Regions from separate parts of the Mus musculus genome. Here region 1 is linked to region 2. The links are chromatin loops, found by intact Hi-C in ENCODE. Cell type or tissue: left cerebral cortex. All regions are shown on one strand. Links, peaks and the distances in the headings refer to the core of each region. The heading gives the core; the rest is flanking DNA.

Region 1 (11,318 bases), core at 1,878-9,877, 140 kb before region 2:
TTGGTCCAACTTTGTGGGGCTACGGAACTTCTCAGCTTCATTATAATCCTAAAGGACCTCCATCACAGATGGGACCCATCACTTTCAGAAGTCACAATGTTTGGCACAAAATTACATTGTTTTGGAGACTGGAGACTTGAGAAGAATAAAAAAATGAAGTCTTGGAACCAGAAACCTGAGTAATGTTTGAATTAATTCATAAACTATAGACTATAGAAAAATATATGAGTTTAAATTACTTAAAAGTGAAATAATTCGCCTTTAAATAATAACTACTAAGGGGCTTGGAAGACAGCTCAGGGGATGAAGTGCCGGCCATGCAAGGATGATGGATGGAGTTCAGACTGTAGCATCCACGTATAGCCAGAAGGCATGGAAGCCTACTTGTGACCCCTGGAGTAAGCCAGCTGGGAAGGCTAGCCAAATCTGATATCTCTGTGTTCAAGTAAGGTACCTTTCCTCAGTATATGAGGTAAAGAAGGAGGAAGAAGAAACTCACTGATAACCTCTGGCTTCCACATACACAGGACCAGGTCCAGATATACCTGCACACACAGGTGTTCCCATAAATATGTGAATGTATACACACACACACACACACACACACACACACACTCACTCATGCATGCACATCATATGCACATTCTTATAGAATTACGTCATTGTAGGGAGAAAATTCTACTTGGGCATGTCCTGTTTCTATACATCTTCTTTGGTCTGTGTACTGAACAACCTTGGGAAACACAGACACTGCCTTCTGGAGAAATAACACAAGTTTGTTTGTCCAAGAGAATAAAGGGAATGCTACACTCCGTCAAAAGTCCTCAGGACTTATTGGCCACCCATAAAAGATCGGAACTTCATAAGTTCAGTCTCTCAGCTGTGATGCTGGCTTGTGAGTCCACAGCATCCCTTGCACCACTGCAGATCTCTTTGAGACTCTGGGGCTTAGGGAATCATGAATAAAAAAGCCCTTTTCTCTGCTGTGCATACGTAACAAGCATCCTTTCTCTCTACTGTGCATACGCATTGAAGCTCTGTCTTCTACTAGATCTCATGCAACGATCAGAAAAGCTCCTTAAGTTGTAGAGTAGAATTTGAGAACTCCACACAGAGTACCGGGTAAGCCTAAAAAGGGACTTAAACCAATTTTCTGCTAGTTGGCCTGCCCTGGACAGTTGTTGTTGTTGTTGTTGTTGTTGTTGTTGTTGTTGTTGTTGTTGCTGTTGCTGCTGCTGCTTTGCACACACTTTTAATCCTAGGACTTGGAAAGTTGTGCCAGGAGGATCAGGAGCTTATGGTCACTCCTATCCTCACGGTGAGTTCAAAGCCAGCCTCAGCTAAATGACACCCTCTTTCAAAACTATGAAATAAAATGAAATGAGAAGGAACAGAAGGGGTAAGAGTGTGTTAGTTTCTGATGTACATCCTCAGCTTTCCCAGTCATTCTAAAAGATTTCTACAACACAATAAGTAAATACAGGGATTCAGTCCACCATGGAAATCTGACTTAAATGCTATAAATTTAGGATAATATGGGCCATATAAACAAACAGAATGTGATTTTTGAAAAAAGGATACCTTGGGCTTTGAAGACTGAAGAAACATAAAGAGAATACTTTAGAAAAATCTAAAAATTCTTTACTCTCTGTGTGCTTTTCTAAGTCATAGGTGTTTTCTTAGTCTAAATGGTGATTCTTGCAGGGGCTTAAATTATTAAATTATTAGGATATAGGGGGAAATCAGTGAACGCTATGAAAATACAAGTAGAAAATGGGTATGTTGCAAAGTTTTGGCTGAAAAAAAAAAGAGAATAATCTGGGAGTGATATTTCTCTAAATTTCCTATTCCTTACATGTAGTTTTCAGACATAAAAGTATCCCCCACTTAATCTAGAGTGTGGGATACTCAAGGAAAGGCAATCAAAAAACATTAAGCTGAGATGAAAGATTTATCTAAACTACTCAAAAGAATACAGCAGCCAGTTCAGGCAACAGCCAGATCCCTGAGACATCTTACCTACTAATACTTAAGTGAAAATGTATGCTTGCAGTATTGACCTAAAGGCTCTAAGAAAAACCTCTCAGACATCAAAGAGAGTCTGCATTCTGTTTACTACATAGACTTTGCTAAGGGCATTTTGTGAGTATTATTCAAAAGTGTTGAAATAAGAATGCTTCTCTGACTAACCAGTAATTAACCATAACATTAAGCAAACTCAAATGTTCTAATCCTTCCAGATTCTGTATAATTACAGTCTTTCCGATGTCTCGTGCTCCCTCCCTATGATTATTATTATATTTTGAAATTGTTTGTCTGGGTATTAAATCACGAAAATGTGACCCAGCGATAGACATAAAGCAGGAAACCCAACTCCCTTGGTGGACTTTAAATTACACTATAAGGTCTGACTCTGTGGCAACTTGGGAGGGACATATCTTCATGTCCTGAGCTCATGGAGTTATGGTGGCCCAAGGGGTATATTTCCCTTTCCGCTATCTTTCATAATTCCAATTTTCTTTAGTTCTAATTAATTTATTCAAAGCATTGGCAACACTCTTAGATATCTCTGCTTCATTCAAAATCCTAATTTATGAGCATAATTTCTCAGGACATTATGGAGAGCAAAAGAACAGAACACAGGATCTGCAGCTGAGAACACTGCCTCCTAGAAGCAGACACTGGCTGTAATCAGAGTGAGCTGTGTTAAAGCACACCTCCAAGTCACATTGGGCTGTCACAAAGGAAGAAATGTGTACAGTGGCAGAGGCCACACTCTTGAAACATAAAAAAAATGTCAATAATTTAAACTTTGCTCAATTTTTTTCAATTCAAATACAATAAAGGCCCCAGCTTGAGACTGAAAGAAATTCAGATGTGTCGAGGGACATCAGGCAAAAGGAGATTGTCAGTCCCCAGAATTGTTTGCGTGAAGACTGAGGATATTTCTGGAGGAAACTGTTCCTCATACCAAAATGATCCAGTAATGATGAGGTTGACTCAGTCAAAGGACTTTAGTCATGGGATTAAAAAAGACGATTCTCAACACAGCCAGGGTGAGGCTTCTGCCCAGCTTCACCCACGCTCGGCAGGGCATCATGAAAAGTTCTAAGTAAATGCTGAAATAGTTCTTCTGCTTCATAAAATAGCAGCTCTCCTTTGCCCACCCCACCCCCCCAGCAGTATCATCCAGAAAAAGAGCAGTACCCATATAGATGTGGCTTATTAAACCACCGAGCCTGGCCTCTGCCGCTACAATGCCTGCTCCTGTTTTGAGTAAGATACTCGACCAGGAAGAGGCACTACATCTACTGAACAGCAGTAGGTGCAGGTCTCAGCAGTGACATAAAGTGGCCCTACAGAAGGCTTCATTCTCATCTCAACATTAGCAGATACTACTAGGAGCCTGCAAACCAGAAGGCCAAGGAGTAAAACTGCCAAATCTGCATAGCAGGTGAGCAGGGGTCCTGTGTAGAAGAGCATCAACCACACGGATTTAAGAAGTGCTGTGCCCGATGTGGTAAGATACAACTTAATGGTTGCCATATTAAAATGCAGGGCAAGACATCCTACAAGCAAAGGCTTTCAATTTATGAGGCCATGAAATATTGACTGGTGAATGTTTCATGTTAGCGGAACTCAGAGTGAGTTGCAAGGAGCAATCAGGCAGGTAAGATGGCTCAGTGGCTAAAGTGTGTGTGGCACAAGCTTGAAGATCTGAGTTCAAATCTCCAGACCGAAGTCAAACAATGTGTAGTAGCACACACAGTAAGATACAACCTGAGGTAGGAACAGGAGACCCTCAGAACATAGAAGACCAGCTAGCCTGACATTTGCAGTGGTAAACAAGAGACCTTCTATAAAAGTACCAAAATCTGACCTCCACAAATATATATAAATAGGGACGCACCACCATGCCAAACACAGGCGCGCGCACACACACACACACACACACACACACACACACACACATGTCTGTTTGTCTAGAAATGTCAGCTCTTGTATTTATTTTTAATATGACTTCTTAAGAATTAGAAGCAGCATTAGAATTAAATTCATAACAGAAAAGTTTGCACAATCTCTTGTTTTTCTCTTAGGAATAGATGAAGAAAACATGGCGGGAAATGACAAAGGAAGGCATACAAACAGAAACAGGGGCAAGAGTGAGGAAGGAAAACAGGGGAGGGAGGAGAGCAGAAAGCCAAGTGAAGCATTTGGAGTCTCCACATGGACCCACTGGAAGGCCAGAATTTCACCAAGGGCATACCGAGCTTGAAGCACATCTATGTTAACTGATGTGTGTAACAGACCAGAGCAGAACAGCCGTCATTTTCAAGCTGTCCATCTGTCATGTCCTGACTGCCCTGTCTACTGATTTTTGTTCTTCAGCCAAAACCAGCCCGTGTCCTTGACCAGTCAACACAAGACAGTGAGTTTGTGCATGTCCGCACAGGCAGGCTCAGAAGTGAGTCACTGTTCCTAACAAGCCCAGAGCTCAGTTTTTCTCTTCCTCTAAATTAAAATGGGATGGCCTGTTTATGCTCTAAGTAAGTAGAACCACATGGCCGCAACCTTTGCTCTAGGGGCTGTGTGTCGAGGGACTTCAGGGACCCTCTGCCATCTTGACTGCAGGGCTGCTGTGTTCACTGAGGAACTAACGTCTTGACTTCTTCCTCAGGAGTTCAGTCCTTGTTCTAGATCCAGTTTCTAAAGAGGGAAAGAATGTGGGTGGGTGGGGAAAGAAGAGAAAGGGGGAGAGAAAGAAAAGGACAGAAGTCTCTACTGTTTGCTCTATTTGTCTGTGTGCACATATGCACATGTTCATTTGTGTGACTATGATGTGTAGAAATGTTGGTCCTTGCCGTTTACATTATTTGAAGCAGGGTCTCTCATTTGCTGACCATTGTATATATCAGTCTCCCTGGCCCACGAGTTCCCAGGGATCCTCCTGTCTCTGCCTCCCATCTTGCTGGAGGGATAGCAACACTACAAGCATCTGCTGCTGTGTCTAGCTTCTACCTGGGCTTGAGTGATTCAGACTCGGGTCTTCCCACTTGTAGAGCAACTCTTTTACATACTGAACCATCTCCTCGAATCTCCAGGAGTTTTTGAGGCTGTGTTGAAGATCGAACATTGGCCTTCATGCACGCTAGATAAATGCTCTGGCCCTGAGCTACATCCCTAACAAGATGGTTGCTAGAAATTCTTCATGGGATGTTTGCCATCTTTTCCAAGAGAAATCTAGGAGATTCTCTTTATTTGTTGGGGGTGGGACATATATTTCTGCAAAGTGGTCCTGTAGTCATTTATTATATGTAATAATCAACCTGAAAATGTGCTCACAGGTATCTCCTTATCTTCCAAGACCCTCTCCCCTTTACTACTCTTTTGTACTCTTTCTCTTTGAGGTCTAGCAGAGGAGGTGCTACCTCCAGGATGTTCTCTTCAATTTCTTCTCCCCGTGCCCAGGCCCAGTAAAACTCATCTTTTCTCCCCCTACATCCCTAGTACCTGACCTCTAACCCATGCCTCCTCCTCCGAGGTTCATATAGATGGCAGCTATACATACAACACCTCCCTGATGATAGAACTTGTCAGCCAGCATCCCATTTCTTTTCTAAATTATTATTTTTTAAAAAATTTATGTGAGTATTTGCATGACTTTATATGTACTGTGTGTGTGTGTGTGTGTGTGTGTGTGTGTGTGTGTGCGCGCGCGCGCGCACACGCATTGGACTGGAATTGCAGGGAGTTATGAGTCACTGATACAGGTGCTGGGAATTGAACCCAGGTCCTCTGCAAGAGCCATAAGCACTCTTAACTGCTGAGCCATCCCTCTAGACACCATCATCTAAGTTCTGTTTAATAATAAACATTACATTAAACTGAACAGGCAGGAGGATAATAGGAAAACTGGTGCTAGCGGAAAGACTGGTGATTAACACAGAACCATGGTGATGAAGGCTGAACAGGAAGTGGCCAGAGATCAGGGATGCTTTGTAACATAACTGTGGGAAGTAGCTCCATCCGGCTCGTAGGGCTTAAAGTCTGTTTACCACAGAGCTCCAGCACAAGGGCCTAGAGGAAACCCTCTGGCTCTGCTTCTTCCTTAGAGTGTGAGTGAGACTTCATTGTTCTTCAATTTAAATATAGATTCAGGTTACATCTGGACCCTTATTTTCATCTAGATCTTATGAAACAGGGAAGGAGCAGGAAGGAACGAGCCTTAACTCACTTCACCTTTGCTTATGATCAAGCAATCGGGTTCCTTATGGGGATGCAGGAAGGATGTTGGATCCTTAGTAATATACGGGGAAGATGTGAGAGGTGCTGTTTGCAAACACCTGTTAACAGAAAAGCATCAGGCCAGTCTGTAGGGGAAAGATGCAGGAAGGGCTAAGAGCAGCATGTCCCAGGGCCTGACCAAGAAGGCAGAAGTCTCAGGCTAAGGCGCCAGCCCCCTTGGTATGACTCATCTGTCTAGCTTCCTGTGTCATTGACTCTCAGCCCCATTTGTTCCCATGCAGAAACTACAACGAGGTGCCGTTAGCATAGATGGCAACAGGAGAAACCCAGGTTCTACCATGTTAGGGGCGGGGTATTTTAAACTGTCCTCTATGTATCATCTTATTTAGTCCTATCAACAGTAACCAGGAAAAAGCTAAAATGGATTTATTACCGGTTGGGTTCCTGCTCAGTTAAAGAAACCTGGTGCTATGAATCCTGGGAATTGTCTTAGTTTAGCCCAGCCTTCTGACTCGAGATGCAGTACTGGCTCTACCACCATTTTCTTGATCTTCTCCGTTCACCCAGGATTGTCTGTTAGGAGATGAGAAAGACTCTTCGTGGCCTGAACACTTCTTGTGACCTGGGCCGACCTGGAAAATGAGCCACCAGGCAAGCTTGCCTTTCATTGGAAAAATTTGTTCCCGGTTGGTTCTAAACAACTGATTTACATACAAGGTTGGAGTCCAGGGCTCATCTGAAACCCAGCACTGCCTGAACTAGGCTCCCAGCTTCTAAGGATAGAACGACTGTCCCTTTTATTTTTCTTGCTCTGCTATTGGAAACTACCAACGAGGGTGCCAATTAGCACCAGATGGGACAGGGACTGTGTGATGTGGAGCTCCGACCGCTGGGAACTGGAACACATCCACTAATGTATTAAGCAACCAACGAGCCAGTGGTTGGGCTGCCTAGAAGCGAGACTCAGCTAAGTTCTGATCTGCGCAGGCCCAGCGTGATACACAGATTCTTCCCTGTCTTCGTTCATAGTGAGCGGATCCTGGGCTTTGATCTCTGTAACCTTCAAACAGGTCCTTGTTTAGCTACTGCCTTGCGCATTCCTGTGTGCACGCGTGCGTGTGTACACACACACACACGAACAAACACACACATATACACAAACTTTCTACTCAAAGATGTTTTGTTTTCTTTTAACCGTTGTTGCTTTTGTTATTGTGTATGTGTAAATGTATAAGTACAACCTGACCAGTCTGTTTAGTGTTACTTCTATATATATGATTTCAGGGTTGACCATTGGGTATTGGGTAACCAATCAGGGGGCCCCACCTTAGAAAAAACTATTTCTCCCGCTCTTGGCTTTTGCTAGGGTCCTGTAAGACCTCTTCCTCCCACATTAGGCTGTGTACCACTGTCATCCTTGCTCAGGCCTTGTTTACACAGCCGTGTTGTTGAGGTATCCTGGGTGAAGCTTCCCTGCCATTCCTAGGAGACACAAGCTGACAGCAAATTTCCTGGTCCTCTGGTTTTCACAATCTTCCCGTTCCTGTCTTCTCTTCCATGGCATCCTCTGAGCCTTCGCTGCAGGATTCTTAGCTGCCGTCACATTTCTGGAGACCCTGATTTTTTGAAACCATAATTTGTCCAAATATACAACTCAAACACAGAACGGAAACTTGAGACAAGCTGATTCAGGCGTAACACTGGCTGGAGATCACTGAGAACATATAAAGGAAGCAGCATAGATCGCCTTTGATAGTATCTCAGCATTGGCTTTTAACTCATTTCAGAAAAGTTGCTTCAAATACAAACACCTTGCTTGAGAGCTCTTACCTGCTATCCACTGAGTGAGTTACCATAGGCTTTTCCCTGGCAGGGCTTTAAGTCACCTTGAAGATAGCTCACCACAACGCAAACTGACTGAACACAGCCTTACTCAGCTTTATACAAGCTTATATCTGATAGAAATGACTGAGTGTTTCATTCATAAATTTGGGAGGTGAGTTCCAACAGCATTTTCCCAAAATTATTTAATTCACACTGGAACATATGAAAAATAATATCTTAAGAACTTGCTCTCTTAAAGTGATAGATAAGATAGTTCACGTCCAGAAGAGAATGATGACTGAGGGCTGGTAAACATAGAACCTGTCACCGGGTCTCATTGATCAGCATCTTAGCACCCTGGAACCCATCTGTAATGCACCTATTGACACAGCCACCCATAGACACCCCAGCTTAAAAGCTCGGAAGCAATAGACAGACTGCCTTTGGGGTCTGTGACTACTTTGTAGCATGAATTTCCTGGGATTTGTCACTGGTGTCTGACTGAGTACTGCAATTCAAAGCATAGATCTAGACTCTGTGCTAACCCCTGAGTAAAATCCTCTTAGATAACAGGATTAAGAAAGCACCCCAGTGCTGAGGTGAACAACTGTTCCAGGTTAATTTGGACTAAGATGGTTCCCATGGCATGAAGGCTCAGTTAATCTTCTGCCTACCACAGGCAAGAAGCCTGGGCTCCATCAACGAGGCATAGTCCATGCTCTTGAAACAACCTTAACTAAACTCATGGGCACACACACAGACACACAATTAGACATGAGGTCTAGCTGGGAAGAGGAGAAGGTCAGGAAAGGATGATGGGTAAGTATGATCAGTATTTATTTTAAGTATGTATGGAAATGCCATAATGAAATCCATTATTATATAGGTAGTATATAATACTGAAGACAAATATTAAAATCATCTCAGATCTTTTATTGAGTAAAATGAGGAAAAGAAAGACAGTTTGCATGCACATAGGCTCCCGCTGTTTGACACCTTCCCTGGCTACCCATACCAGAGGCAGCACTCTGTGCGTGTGCTATGGGTCCAAGTCATCTATGGCTTATAGATCAAAAGTCTGTGAGGCTTTTCTTGTGAAATGTTTTCCTCTGCACGGTTGTTTTTGCCAGTTCCAAGAGGAAACAGTGGGCTGAAGTCAAGTGGCATGACCAGATGACGACGCTAAGCGAGGGATTCGTGCGAAGGGCGGCTGGGAACGGCAAGACTCATGGCAATAGCAGCTCCGACATGACTGCCGCCTGCCTGAGAAGCTCATAAACATTGCTCTAGGCTATCCTCGGTTTCAGCAGCTGCTGATCCTTTAATTTAATTATAAGCTACAAGCAAGCTCCTTAAAGAAGCACCGTGTGTATGGAACACTGTCCAGAGGACACTCTGTTCACGAATTTTAAGACAGTCAGCACAGTTGGAATTATATGTCCTAATAAGAGATGGGTGGACTGGTGTGGGAGAAATAGGAGCCACCAACCCGCCCAAAGTTAAACCAAAATTGGTTTTGAGGTTCAAAAATATTCACATGACAGCTTTCTATGTTTGGCTAGGGCAAAATAAACTTGCATGCCCAGAAAATAATTTCCTCTATCTGTCAAACTAGCACACACACACACACACACACACACACACACACACACACAAAAGCCACAGAAATCAGGAGCTAGCCCAACCCTGGCTTCTTACCCTCAGGAAGAGCTACTGTTTCATCGTTAGTGTTTATTGTAGCCCTACTGTGTGCACAAAGCCAGCCGTGGAACAGGAGGGATGAGAAGTTGTGAGAGAAAGCATTCACTCTTGTGTCACACTTTAACAACTTATAGAGGGAAAGGCACTGTCAGACACAGCAGAGGCATTAAATGCTGTGTCTCTGGCAGCAGTTCAGCAAACTTGTGTGAGACCCTGAGTTTGATTGGTGACAGTAATGCAAAGGAAAGGGTAATAGCAAAAGCTTAACTCGCCCCCTCATCCTCAAATAGGAAAATCAAATTGTTGGAAAACAAAACAAAAGCCTAGAAGAAGAAACAAGAAGGAAAAGTCCAAGCTCCATGGCTCTCCACTCTTGGCTGGAATCGCTTTTCTCCTCCAAGTCACTGACCAGTTACCAGTCAGCTGTGGTAGGCCACTGTGCTTCCCACCTAATTCCCACTGCAGGAGAAGGAAGCCAGTGCCCAGAAGACAATCCAAGGTGTGACGGGGAAGCGTCGGGGCTTATGATGGCTCACCGGCTCACCGAGTGACAAGTTGATAACTTACAAGTCACACCTCCAGTGACTCACTCTTATTTAATCAACTCTTCCAACTCAGTTCCTTGTATCAGATGAGCCAATCCTTCCAACTCCAGGTTTGTCATAGTTCTTTTCTTTATCAAGAAGAAGAGCACGGTATTTAGCAAAGTGTCCTCATTCTACCACTGGCTCCCTCCTGGAGTTTTCTCTCATAATATACACAACCTACGTAGTAGTTCTAGGGGGGCATCTATGGTAATAATAAAATGCTAACATTTCTTTTTCATAAATAAAAGGACTCAGTGTATATTGAGAGATAGATAAGGGGGAAGAAAGAGGGAGAGGAACACACTCATATGTACACACACACATATGTATACATATATATACATATATATATATATATATATATATATATATATATACAGAGAGAGAGAGAGAGAGAGAGAGAACATGAGAATGCACTTAAAGATAGCAGACAAAGGGGGATTAGGGAAGGAAGTGTATGGAAACAAATGGGGTGTAGATTGAATCCAAATACATTATATATGCATAAGTATTAAATAAAATATTTAATTAAAAAAGAAGCAATTAATTAGTAAACACAACAAATGCATGCATAAAATGATGTATCTTTGTTAATTCATTTACACGGGAATATCTATCTGACCCCCTCTATATAGCTAGTACTCCATGGGGCATGAAAATACAGTAGGGTGTGACAAACATCTTCCCCACCCTAAATTTCAGAGTCTTCTCTGAGGAAAGAAATCAGAGATGTAACAACAAATATGGGGTTATATAGCATTTCAGAGGAAAATGTTTTACATGGGAGGTCCTAAATGGGAAAAATCACAGCTTTACATAAAACGAAAATCTAAAACTGGGATGCTGAACACAGAAGTAGGAGAGGGAAAGGAGAGACACTAAGGATACTGAAGAAAAGCTACCCAGTGGCTGCACACACAAGGCTGGACTAGTCCAGCCAAACAGCCACCTTGGCTCTCC
Region 2 (11,318 bases), core at 2,083-10,082:
AATGAACAGAAGGCTCGGAGATGATGGCTTTTCTTTCTAGGTACTAAGTATGTACATTAGTTTTTCAGTGCCAGGGTCCAGACAAAGACCTGATGATTCAGTCATCAAACTTAACGCACAAGACCCATGATCACAGGCAGAGTACAGAAGGCTGGGACTGCGGACAGAAGTCTTGATTAACCAGAGTGTGAAATGAGGTGTGTGGGTGACTGACTGTCAGAACAGCAGATGGAACTCAGCAGCCATGCCAGGGTAGAGGTGGGGCTCCATGCATCATCCAGACCTGCCTGGGACTGATTAGCCGTGGTGCGGCTCCATGCAGTCTTTAATTGATTGATTTGAGTTTGCGGTCAGAAAACGACTGTAGGCTCCAGCTTATCTGTAATTATCAGTAACCAGAACCAGACTTCTCTCTCCTTACTAGGGCAGGGCTCCTCGAGCCTGCTTGTCTTGTCTCCTTTTCAGGCTTTGGTTACCACCGCCTAATAGCTTTCGGTGCCTTAATGTGATACCCAGTGACCATTGGGAAAGCGACTCTGGGGGAATCAAAGGTATCAAAGGTAACAGGCACCGCTGTTCCCTCATTAGCTTAATATGTGGCTACTCGGAGTTCAAGACAGTTTCAAATACCTCTTGTTCACAATTTAGCTAATTTATTATAGGCAGAAGCCAGTGAACAATTAAAATAAGATTTTCTGTAACTAAAGAGAAAGGGAGAAAGAAAGAGAGAAAGAGAGAAAGAGAGAAAGAGAGAAAGAAAGAAAGAAAGAAAGAAAGAAAGAAAGAAAGAAAGAAAGAGAGAAAGAAAGAAAGAAAGAGAGAGAGAGGGGGGAGCGGGGGAGGGAGGGAGGGAGGGAGGGAGGGAAAGACGGAGGGAGGGAGAGAGAGAGAGAGAGGGAGAAAGAAAGAAAGAAAGGGAGAAAGAAAGAAAGAAAGGGAGAAAGAAAGAAAGAAAGAAAGAAAGAAAGAAAGAAAGAAAGAAAGAAAGAAAGGAAGGAAGGAAGGAAGGAAGGAAGAAAGAAAAGAAAAGAAAAGAAAAGAAAAGAAAAGAAAAGAAAAGAAAAGAAAAGAAAAGAAAAGAGAGGAAGATTGACTCTGACACTAATTACAAACTCGTAAGAGTCAGAATGTTGTCATCCAGGGTAAGGCACTGCTTTCTGTCCAACAGACTAGACCACCCAAATCAGAAACCAGGAAGTTACTAAAGACCCTTTCTCCCCTGTCAGCCCCTCATCCCTCACTGCACACAGCAGTAAATTATATTGATTTCATCTTTTAGATCCTAGGTCTTAGGAAGAAGTGTCTTGGAGTCACAGAATCCTGGGTTCGAATCCCCTTTCCATCACTTATGAGTTGGGAGACTATGAACAAGTTATTCTTTCTACTATGTCTTGTTTTTTCCAGCTATTTGTATATGAGAGAGAGAGAGCACATGAGTGTGCATCTATGTGTGCACAGGTACATGGGCATTCGTGTGACTGACAGAGGAAAACGTTGATTGGACAGCATTGTCAGTCATTGTCCACCTTGTTCTTTAAGATGGAGACTGAGGCTCAACCAACTAGGCTATGCTGAATGGCTAAAGAGCCCAGGGGACCTGCCTATTTCTACCTCCCTCCCCGATGAGCTTACAAACATAAAGATTGACCCCAGGTTCTCATGCTAGCACAGCAAGTGCTCTCTTCCCAGCCTAACACCTTCCTCAGCTGTAATGGTCACAACACTGACCTCCGAGGGCATGAACTAACAGTAAGTGAGACAATGTGAAAGTCAAATACAGCTCTTTCCATGTGCATGCTTAGAGATGCACAGAAGTATTGCTATTGTTCTGATGTCTCAGCCCCGCTAAAACAGTGCACATCTGGAATTATGAGTCTCATAGACACATAAGAATGAAGGAAGCACTGATAGCCAGGAAGGATGCATAGGGAAGGAGGCAAAGGAGGAGCAGAAAGGGGGAGGTGCTGTGAGGACGGCTGCTTCACTTGCCTCTGACTGACATCACGTGAGTTCTCTGTGTTGCCCTATGGGGTGAGGTCCAGCCATTCAGGACCAATATCTGCACCACTGATGTCACTTCCTGATAGATACTACAGAGGTATGGGTGCTGAGCGCCACAGTCCCTGTCATGTATCGACCATGTCCCTTGACCTAGCGTTCATTCCTGAGCTCTCACTGCGTTTTGCCACTTTGAACTCAGGGATGGTTCCTCCAGCACTGTGTCTAAAACCCTAAAAAGCAGGTCCTCGGCAATGCCCGACACTACTATGGCCCCAAGGGAGTAGATCCTTACCTCATTTTAGGAATAGGCTAGCCAGGCCTCAAAGGAGTTTAAAGGAAAATAAAACAAAACCCTTTCTAAGTCTCACAGCCCAGAGGGGGTCCTCTGACCTGAAGCCAGGTCCTTATCTGTTTCCAGGAGTCTCCTGGCCCCTTTCTGACAAATGTACTATCACAGCGGCTGCACACTGAGAACTATCCCCCGCTCCCCAGCAGTCGTGAAGATGATGGACTCAGACTCAGGTCTCACCTGTGCCAAGCCAGTGAGCTACACCCTCAGCCCAGGGGCTTTCTCTCCTTCCCTGGGACTAAGGAGGAAATGCAGAGGCAGCTTCTGTGGAAAGGCTCCAATTTCAGCTTAGTTGCACTGCACCAATCTCATCAAGAAGCCAACACACAGGGAGGGCTGGGATGCCTCTGGCCCCATGGGTGCTTCAGCATTCTATTTCAAAGTTGCTCTTAAGAGCCAGGATAAGCAGGGGAATAGCTGGGCGTGAGTTATGGAGTAGAACTGAGAGGAGGATCAGATCTGAGCAGGAACTCGGTTGCCTTCCCTCCTGTCCCTCATGAACCCATGCTCCTCAAAGAGCCAAGATCTATGTAAAGGCAGGGATACTATAATCCATAGAGTGCTCTTCACCCACCCTCCCATAGTTCTCATTCATATCAGAAACAATAGGAAATGAACAGAGGAGGAACTAGACAATAGATGTCAGCTGCTAATGAGTGTTACACAAAGAAGTAAGGGACAGTAAGACAAAGGGGCCGTCTGGTTTTTAATTAAAATTGTTAGTTCCTATACAAAATAAAGGATGTCATTATGACAGTTCCATCTACACATATCCTTTTGCCATGATCATATTTACACACACACACACACTCCTTTCTTGTCTCCTGCTGTTCACACGCCTCAGTACAAATAGCACCTTTCATATTTCTGTGTGGAAGGGACTGTTTTTTGTATTCAGTGACCAGGGAAGAGATAAACTAAGAGATAGATCCCAGGCAAACAAAACTGGGTGGGAGCAAAGGTCCTGAGGTAGCAGCACGTCAGATGTGTGTAGACAGTGGTTATGCTGAAGACAGGAATGAGAAAGGAGCAGGTGGAAGAAATCCAGGGGATTGAAGAGATGAGAACCAGAGGGAGGGAGCAGACCACACAGAGCCTTGCAGGCCACAGTAGCTATTTTGGACTCCACTCTGAGGATCATCTCAGCGAGGTATTTAAGACCAAGACATGATGTTTCTTGCTGTGGCTGTTCCAGGCAGGCCAGGGCTGAGGCAACAGTCATGGAGATGAGGGTGGCCGAGACAGACAGACAGGGCTGATGAGTGTCAGCGGCAGGCCATTTTTCAAAGCACACTCATTAGCGGATGGACTGCTTCAGCTGAGAGGCTCAGCCTCTCTTCTAACACTTCTGTAATTAGAAACAGGGAGATAACAGGAGAGGGCTTGGGAAATCCTAGTGTGGGTTAAATGAAGTCATCTACATGAAGGCTGGACCTGCTGTGGGGGTCCTTCTGCTGCATAGAATGAAGTCTCCCACCATGTTGCAAAACCTATTGCATAGATATTGTCAGAGACCAAGATGTAGCAATCCTGAGCCTATAGCAAGAATGTTTACCTTCATACGCCTCCTTTTTAAGACTTTTTTTAATAGTTGTTTTAAATATATGCCCTAGCCAAGCCTCTGTATGTCAGAAAGTGTCAGATAATGTGACCACCAAGGTCAAAGGAAGTCAGCAGAGTTTGATTTGTAGAACAAAGCTTGGACACATTTGTAAAAATCCCTAATTGCAGTCATGATTTGAGGATGATATTGCTAACTATATTACCTTCCTTTGTGCTCTTCTGAGTTTTCCAAATCAACACAATCAAACTGAGATGTCCAGAGATTTCATTCCTGTATCCATTTAACAAGGATGAGTTGTTACCGGGTGAAAACATTAAAATTACTAGGGAGAAAATTATTTTTTTAAAAACATGTTTTGTAGATGACACTTGCGCATAAGACACATCAGATGGACTTTAATTTATGCAAGTTAATTTGTGTGTGTGTGTGTGTGTGTGTGTGTGTGTGTGTGTGTGTGCCTGTGTGCATGCAAAGGCTAGAGGAAATGCTCTCTGCTTCCTTGGAGGAAGTCTCACTCTCTGAGCATGGAGCTCCTGTGTTTGAGTTATGATGGCAACCAGCAAGCCCTGGTGATTCTCTTGCCTGTGACCACCCCAATCAGCATTTGTTCAGCTTTCTTCTATTGTTATGTACTGAAATGCTAAATTCTACACCTCAAGGTCTAGGTCTAAGAGTGGCTTCTCTTGTATACAAGCTTTTGTTGTGCAAACCTGTTCCTTGTTTTAATACTATTGGTTAAATAAATTGACAACAGCCAACTGGAGGGATTAGAGGTAGGTGGGTTTGGAGTGACCTGGTTGGAGGAAGAGGGACCAAGAGGAGAAATAGGAAGAAGGAAGCAAGAAGGAAGACACCGTGAAGGGAGAGGAACCATGAGAACATGGCCAAGAGAAACAGCAAGTATCTGGGGTACACCAATGAGGAAGTAGCCAAGCCAGCAATTAGAAGAGTAAATTAGGAGTAACCCTCAGTACTTGTCAAAGCCAAATAAAATAGCCAGAGTCTGAGTTTCATTTATTTGTAAACTGGTCGGGAATAAGCATAAAGTGGTTCTACTATAACCAACAGTACAGGCAGTCATGACAGCTGGTGCAGCTTCCTGTGTGGGTGCTGGGGAACCAAACATAGGCCCTCGTGTCCACACAGCAAGCATTGCTACTCACTGAAGTATCTCTCTGGTGTGTAAGTTAACTGAATTATTTATGTTCTGTACAGTAATAGCAACAGATCCACAGGACTGAAGTGTGGTGATACAGGCTTAGTATGCCTTGTGCAGAATGCTTAAAGACAGGAATGCTCTGCACTTCAGACACCTTCAGATTTGATAATTTTATACATACGGAAAAAAAAAAGTCATTTATGTCTCGTATATTCCTGGAACGAACATCCTGGGGGTATGTGTGCAGTGTTTCCAGTTCATCTGTGTTTTGATTCCCATCTAACAGGTGTGGAACTTCCACTCATGACATCATATTGATACTTTAAAAGTTTTGAAGTTTGAGACATTTTGGGTTTAGGGCCTGGTGATTGTGGATGTAGTTAAAAGTACACTCACTGTAGACTAGAATATAACATACCAATAGTATTCAAGCACTGACTGTCAGACAGCAAGGGACTCCTCGGGGACCAGGTATGAGTATCATAACCTTCCCTGTAGAGAGTGACTGATTTTAGAAAATGAAGACAGCCCCCTCCGAGTTCACATATGTCAGCCAAGCCAGGAGCTTGTTTTCTTGGCTTGTAGATGGAGCTCAGCCCTTTTTACCTTGGGCCTGATGCCTTTAAGCTGGTTTACACAGCCATTCGCAGAACTAAACAACCCCTCTTAAAGCCTTTTATACTTCCATAATGCACTGCCTAGTTTATTTCTACTTTTTCATTTCTAAATAGTAGTCATTTGCATGGATGCAGGGTGATTCACATATCTGTAGATTAACACTGGGCTCTCTCTAGTTCTTTAAAATTGCAAACAAAGCTGCTGTGGGCATTCCCATCTATGTCATTGCTGGTGTGTGTGTTTGCATTTCTCTTGGGGAAACCCCAAGGGCCTGGAAGGCTGAGCTGTATGGCATATAGGTTTTTAACTTTTAAGGGACTGACAAATGGTTCCCTGGCTTATGAACTCTGGTTGTGCTACATCCCTACTAATACTTATGGTGGACAATGTTTGCTGTTTGTTTGAGACCAGGTTTCACGATGTAGCCTAGGTTGGCCTCCAAACTTCTAGCCTTCCTATTTCAGTTTGTATGGTCAGGGATTATAGACTGTGAGCCATGTACAGTTCTGTGCCTTTTTAAATGTTTTTCTTTCTTTTGGGGGAGGGAATTTTTTTCAATGAGACAATAAGATATAATAAGATAAAGCAAAATCCATCACATTAAGGCTGGACAAGGCAACCCAACAGAAGGAGAACAGTCTGGAGAGCAAGAACAAGAATCAGAAACCCACTTATCACACACTGGGGAATCCTATAAAAAATACTAAACTGGAAGCTATTTTGTATATACAGAGGACCTGGTGCAGACCCATGTAGGCCCTGTGCTTGCTGCTTGAATCTGTGAATTCACATGAGCCTTGCTTAGATGATTGATTGGGACTTGTTCGACTGGTACCCTCTATCCTGTCTGGCTTGTATACTCTTTCTGCCTCCTCTTTTTTGAGGTTCCCTGAGCTCTGAGTGGAGGGATTTGATGGATATATCCCATAGAGCTTTGTGTTCCAAGGTCTCTGCCTACCTGAAGTCTTCACCCATATGTTCTGGTGTCTTTGATGCAGGAAGATATTCTGCAGGCTACCAAAGGATAAACATAAACACCATCCAGTCATAACACCTTTGACCTACAATCTGTCCTCCCTGAAAGATATGCTAGAGCAGTGATGACACAAAACTTGTGGGAGTGACCAACCAATGTCTGATTGGACTGAAGGCCTCCATGAGACAGAACCTGACCCTGATTGGGTGACCAAGAACCAGAGACCAGATAACCTAGAGACCTAGGGTAAAACCAAACACTACTGATCAAAAAAAAAGTATCAATAAAATGACTCCTAATGATATTCTGCTTTACTCATACATCAGTGCCTTATTCACTCATCATCAGAGAAGCTTTCTCCTACAGTAAACCAGAACAGATGCAGCTACCCACAGCCAGCCATTGTCATTAACATCCAATCTACAATCACCTGGGAAGAGAATCTTAATGAGGAATTACCAAGATCAAGTTAACTCATAGGTGGTCATACCTGTGAAGGACTAATATGATTATTAATTAATATAGGATAACATACGTTTCATCATTCCCTAGGTTGGACCCTGAACTGTATAAGAGTGAAGAAAGCTAGCTAGCTAGCTAGCAAAGATTGCAAGTCTTTCTCTATGCTCTTGACAGTGGATATGATGTGATAAGATACTTTGAGTCTCTACCACCTTGTCTTTACTGCTACCAAGGAGTATAACCTTTACCTGGAAGCTGGATAAACCCTTCTTTCCTTCCACTGATTTTTGTCAGAATATTTTATCAGTGCAACAGAAATGAAACTAAAGCACAGATCTGTCTCCAATTTAAACTAGAGATGCAGGAACTTACCATCATTAGACCTTTCCATTCTGTCCTTTACCATCAAGGACACACTTCAGGACTTTGGTTCTAACCCTGGTGTATTCCTCTCACTAACTCTTCTTCATATCTGCATCCAAGTGGACATCAGATATCTTGAAGTCTCTTTTGAAAATCAATCACATTTTTTCTTCTCCAACAGCAACCCCAACAGACTGTGGATTTAATTCCTAGACTCCCAGAACAGACTTCCAATCTGTTTTATATTTTAGCCTCTTGTACTTCCAGGCCTTCCAACAAAACAAGAATCGTATTTCTTGGCCACCATCTTTAATCACGTTAATCCCTTTCTCAGAATACTATGTGTGCTAAGGAGAAAAATCTGAAACTTTCATACTCTTTTCTATGATTAATCACACAAAAATGCCCCCATAGTCTTACAGAGTACTGGCATGGGCTGGGTTCTCCAATGACTGTACTAACATGGAGTCTTTTATGTGTTTACATGTTCAATACTGATGAGGAAAGGGAATGAAAGATTTATATACCCAGATCTGCACTCAAAGGGCACTAGATGACATTTCCAGGTTCTTGTATTCTGGAACAAAAAACGAATTGTATCAGAGACAAAGGAGAGTAATGGAAACAGAGACAGTGAGACAGTTTGTAACCAGCAATGACCAGCATAGCACAATAACCTTAAGCATGTAATAGTGGCACGCACACCTTGACAGTTACAAATAGCTCAAGAATTTGATTTGAGTCCCACTCAACAACAGGTAAATCACGCCTGATACTGGAAACCTAGCCAAGTACTTCATGCTACTGAAATCATAGACCTTGGAAGAGAACCCACAACTGCCAGCTTCCTAAACCAGCATAACCCCAACTAGGTTCTAAATGCTTGTCCTTCTAACCACAGGTAAGTGTAACTCTTACCCCTCATCAAGCAACTGTCTCTTCTCAAGAGGAGGGGTCGTTACAGAAAGCCACAAATGATCAATCTAGAGCCATGGAGCCTGGTCCTAATTGATACATCTACAACACAGATCCTGAACCTAAGACTTGGTGAGCATTTGGAAGAGAAGGTGGTAAGATTTTGAGAGCCAGAGGAGCAGTGAATTTGCCGTGAGACTGTGTCTCTTAGGGATTTCAGAAGCTACCCACATAAAATCTCTCCTAAACATGATGTGAACAAGGATGACACCAATGTAATATAGAAGAGGGGAATCTTAGGGGACCGTGACTCTAAACTAAACCAAGCCAAACAAAACCAAAACCCTGCAGGCAACTGAAAGGATATTGAGAGGAGGGTTAACCAAATGGTGAGCCCTAAAAATACATACATACAAGTAACATTGGACTGAGAAAGTTGCATTTATATATTTAGGAGTGTGTGTGTGTGTGTGTGTGTGTGTGTGTGGTGTCTGTAACAATTAAAGAAAAGGAGACCATGAATTGAAAGAGAGTATGGGAGATGATGCATGGGAGAGTTTGGAGGGAGAAAAGGGAAGGGAGAAAACATGCAATTATATTATAATCTTTAAAAATCATTGACAAACAAAACGGAAAAAGCATTAGTGAGAACAACGTGGGCTAGAGAGCCGCACAGGTCTGAAACTAAAAATCCCCTAGCCAGAAATGTCCTGAGACTTCATGGCTCATTTACATAGTACCAGCCTCCCTCCCCACCCACGCACACACATGAGGAAGCTGATGCTTTTCCCATATATGCTCTGTAACAAAAGAAAGATTGTCTGTCTGTCTTTCGGCCAACTGACTCCTTTCATAGTGCCAATCACCCTGCCTCCCTTTCCCCAAACCCAGCTCTCCCTCCACAGTAGGCCAGTGCAGAAGATGGTGGGTTATGCTAGACCTGCGCATCTTAGCTGACTCCACCAGCACCTGCCAAAGCTCCGAATTCCATTGGCCTCAGCTTCTATCAATCATTGTGTGCAGTACCACCCACAGAGGGAGGTGACCTAAGTTAAAGCAGCTGTTTACAGCTGAGACACCCCTGTAAGGGTAGAGTACCAGAGACCTGTGCCACTGCATGCTGAGGATCTAGGGACAACATGGCTTTTCCTAAGTGGGGACTCAGGTGCACCACACTTGTGCCCTTGGATCCACAGCCCCACATACTTTCAGGGAGCAATGATTGTACTGGTTTGGGAAATCAGAAGGGGAGTTGGTGAGATGATTACAGCCTCCATGTCTGAACTGGTCCTAGGATGTGACAAATGCTCTGTGGTCTGATTACTTGTCCTAGGGGCTATATGGAACTAATCAAACATGGCGGATTCAATTGCTTTTCCCTGTATGGCCTTGGACAGGGTCTCAGTGCTCTCCCAAACAGTTTCTGGAAATCCCACAAGACACTACTTTAACTTCTTGCAACCCTGTCCTGTGGACACACACTTTACCAATTGCTGTCTTGTCAGGTGTCTCCCAGAAACCACCCTGTGATATCCTTACCAATCCTTTTAAAGATAAGAGGTTCAAGCCCACCAAAATGCTCCATGCAACCATGACAGAATTGGTAAAGTGAGACTCAGTTAGTGGAGCTTCGTGAAGGACTCAGAGACAGCACCAGCCAGTTAAGTTGCCTCCAGATCCCTTGGGCTTTGAGAGTGCATACAATAATAATATCAGTTGCATTAAAGCTTCTAAGTGCTGAAGTCATTTGTCTCAAAGCAACAGACGATAGAATCAAGGACACATTTTAAAGACATTCAGAACCAGGAGAGAAAAAAAATCACTCTAAAATCTTACATGTATGAAGTTGAGTTGTTTTGAAGATCTCTAAAAGAATACTAAGTACAGGGCTAAAAGTTAAACCTCCTTAATAGTTGTTTTTTTGGGGGGGGGGCAGGATTTATTGAACTTGGTTCCAAAGGCTAACAAAACTGAATACACTAATAACTGATAGATATATTTAAAAAGAAACTTAAGTGATCATTACTGCTTTTTAAAGGTCCTTCCAAACACAGTTGCATCCTTTCAATGAAAGGGTCTGTCCAATGTTTGCGAGGAAATCAACACATTGGTACCAGTGCAGAGAGAAGAGGCAGTAGATTCAGTCTGACTGAACCAGGACCCCAGCTCAGGGGACATCCAGGAAGCAGAGACTAAAAAGACGTTGGGGAGGAGTGTTGTAAAGCGCTGTCCTCTGAACATGGTGTGGCCATCACCATCACCATCACCATCACCATCACCATCACCATCACCATCTCCATCACCATCACCATCACCATCACCATCACCATCTCCATCTCCATCTCCATCACCATCACCATCACCATCACCATCTCCATCACCATCTCCATCACCATCACCATCACCATCACCATCACATTCACCATAACCATCATCATCTCCATCACCATCACCATCACCATCTCCCAGCAGGTGTGGTCGTCAGCACTAGAGCTGCAAAGAGTAAGCCAGGCAAACTCTCAGCATAGATGATTGTGTAACCTCCAGGCACAGCTCCACACTGGGAAGGCAGTGGCAATGATCGGTGCTGCTCTAAGTGAAAAGGAATCATTCTTATTGGGGACATGGTCACTAGTACTCTTCCCCAGTGCATGGCCCCACACCTGTGCATTTATGGGGGGCACTAACTAGGCTGATTGCCACAAGCTAAAAACAGGAGTTGGGAGGAGTTGGGCTGGGGAGATATTGGGGTGAAAGATGTGATCACATTTCATTGTGTACAGGTATGAAACTCTCAAAAAATAAAGGAAATTTAAAAACACTTTGACCCGAAAATAGATTAATTCAAAAGATTCATAAATCAACTTAGAAATGACAAATTATGGTATACCTTAATTACTAATCCTTATCT

Evidence for each region. Peaks named below come from ENCODE experiments on the same cell type or tissue, not always from the same donor. Only the 100,000 strongest peaks of a DNase experiment are listed, where the experiment ranks them.
Region 1: it touches region 2 in a loop (2.0-fold over the local background); 1 of 42 quality-filtered maps calls a loop at or near these places.

What each region holds. Positions count from the first base shown.
Region 1 is chr1:185,861,952-185,873,269 of GRCm38, reverse strand. No RefSeq gene overlaps it. Among named protein-coding and RNA genes, the nearest start is that of Gm35023, 250 kb to the right of the region's middle. In left cerebral cortex, for the core only: no CTCF peak of the experiment used is centred there; DNase peaks (open chromatin) are centred at 3,115 and 6,469.
Region 2 is chr1:185,720,254-185,731,571 of GRCm38, reverse strand. No RefSeq gene overlaps it. Among named protein-coding and RNA genes, the nearest start is that of Gm35023, 110 kb to the right of the region's middle. In left cerebral cortex, for the core only: no CTCF peak of the experiment used is centred there; DNase peaks (open chromatin) are centred at 5,037 and 5,794.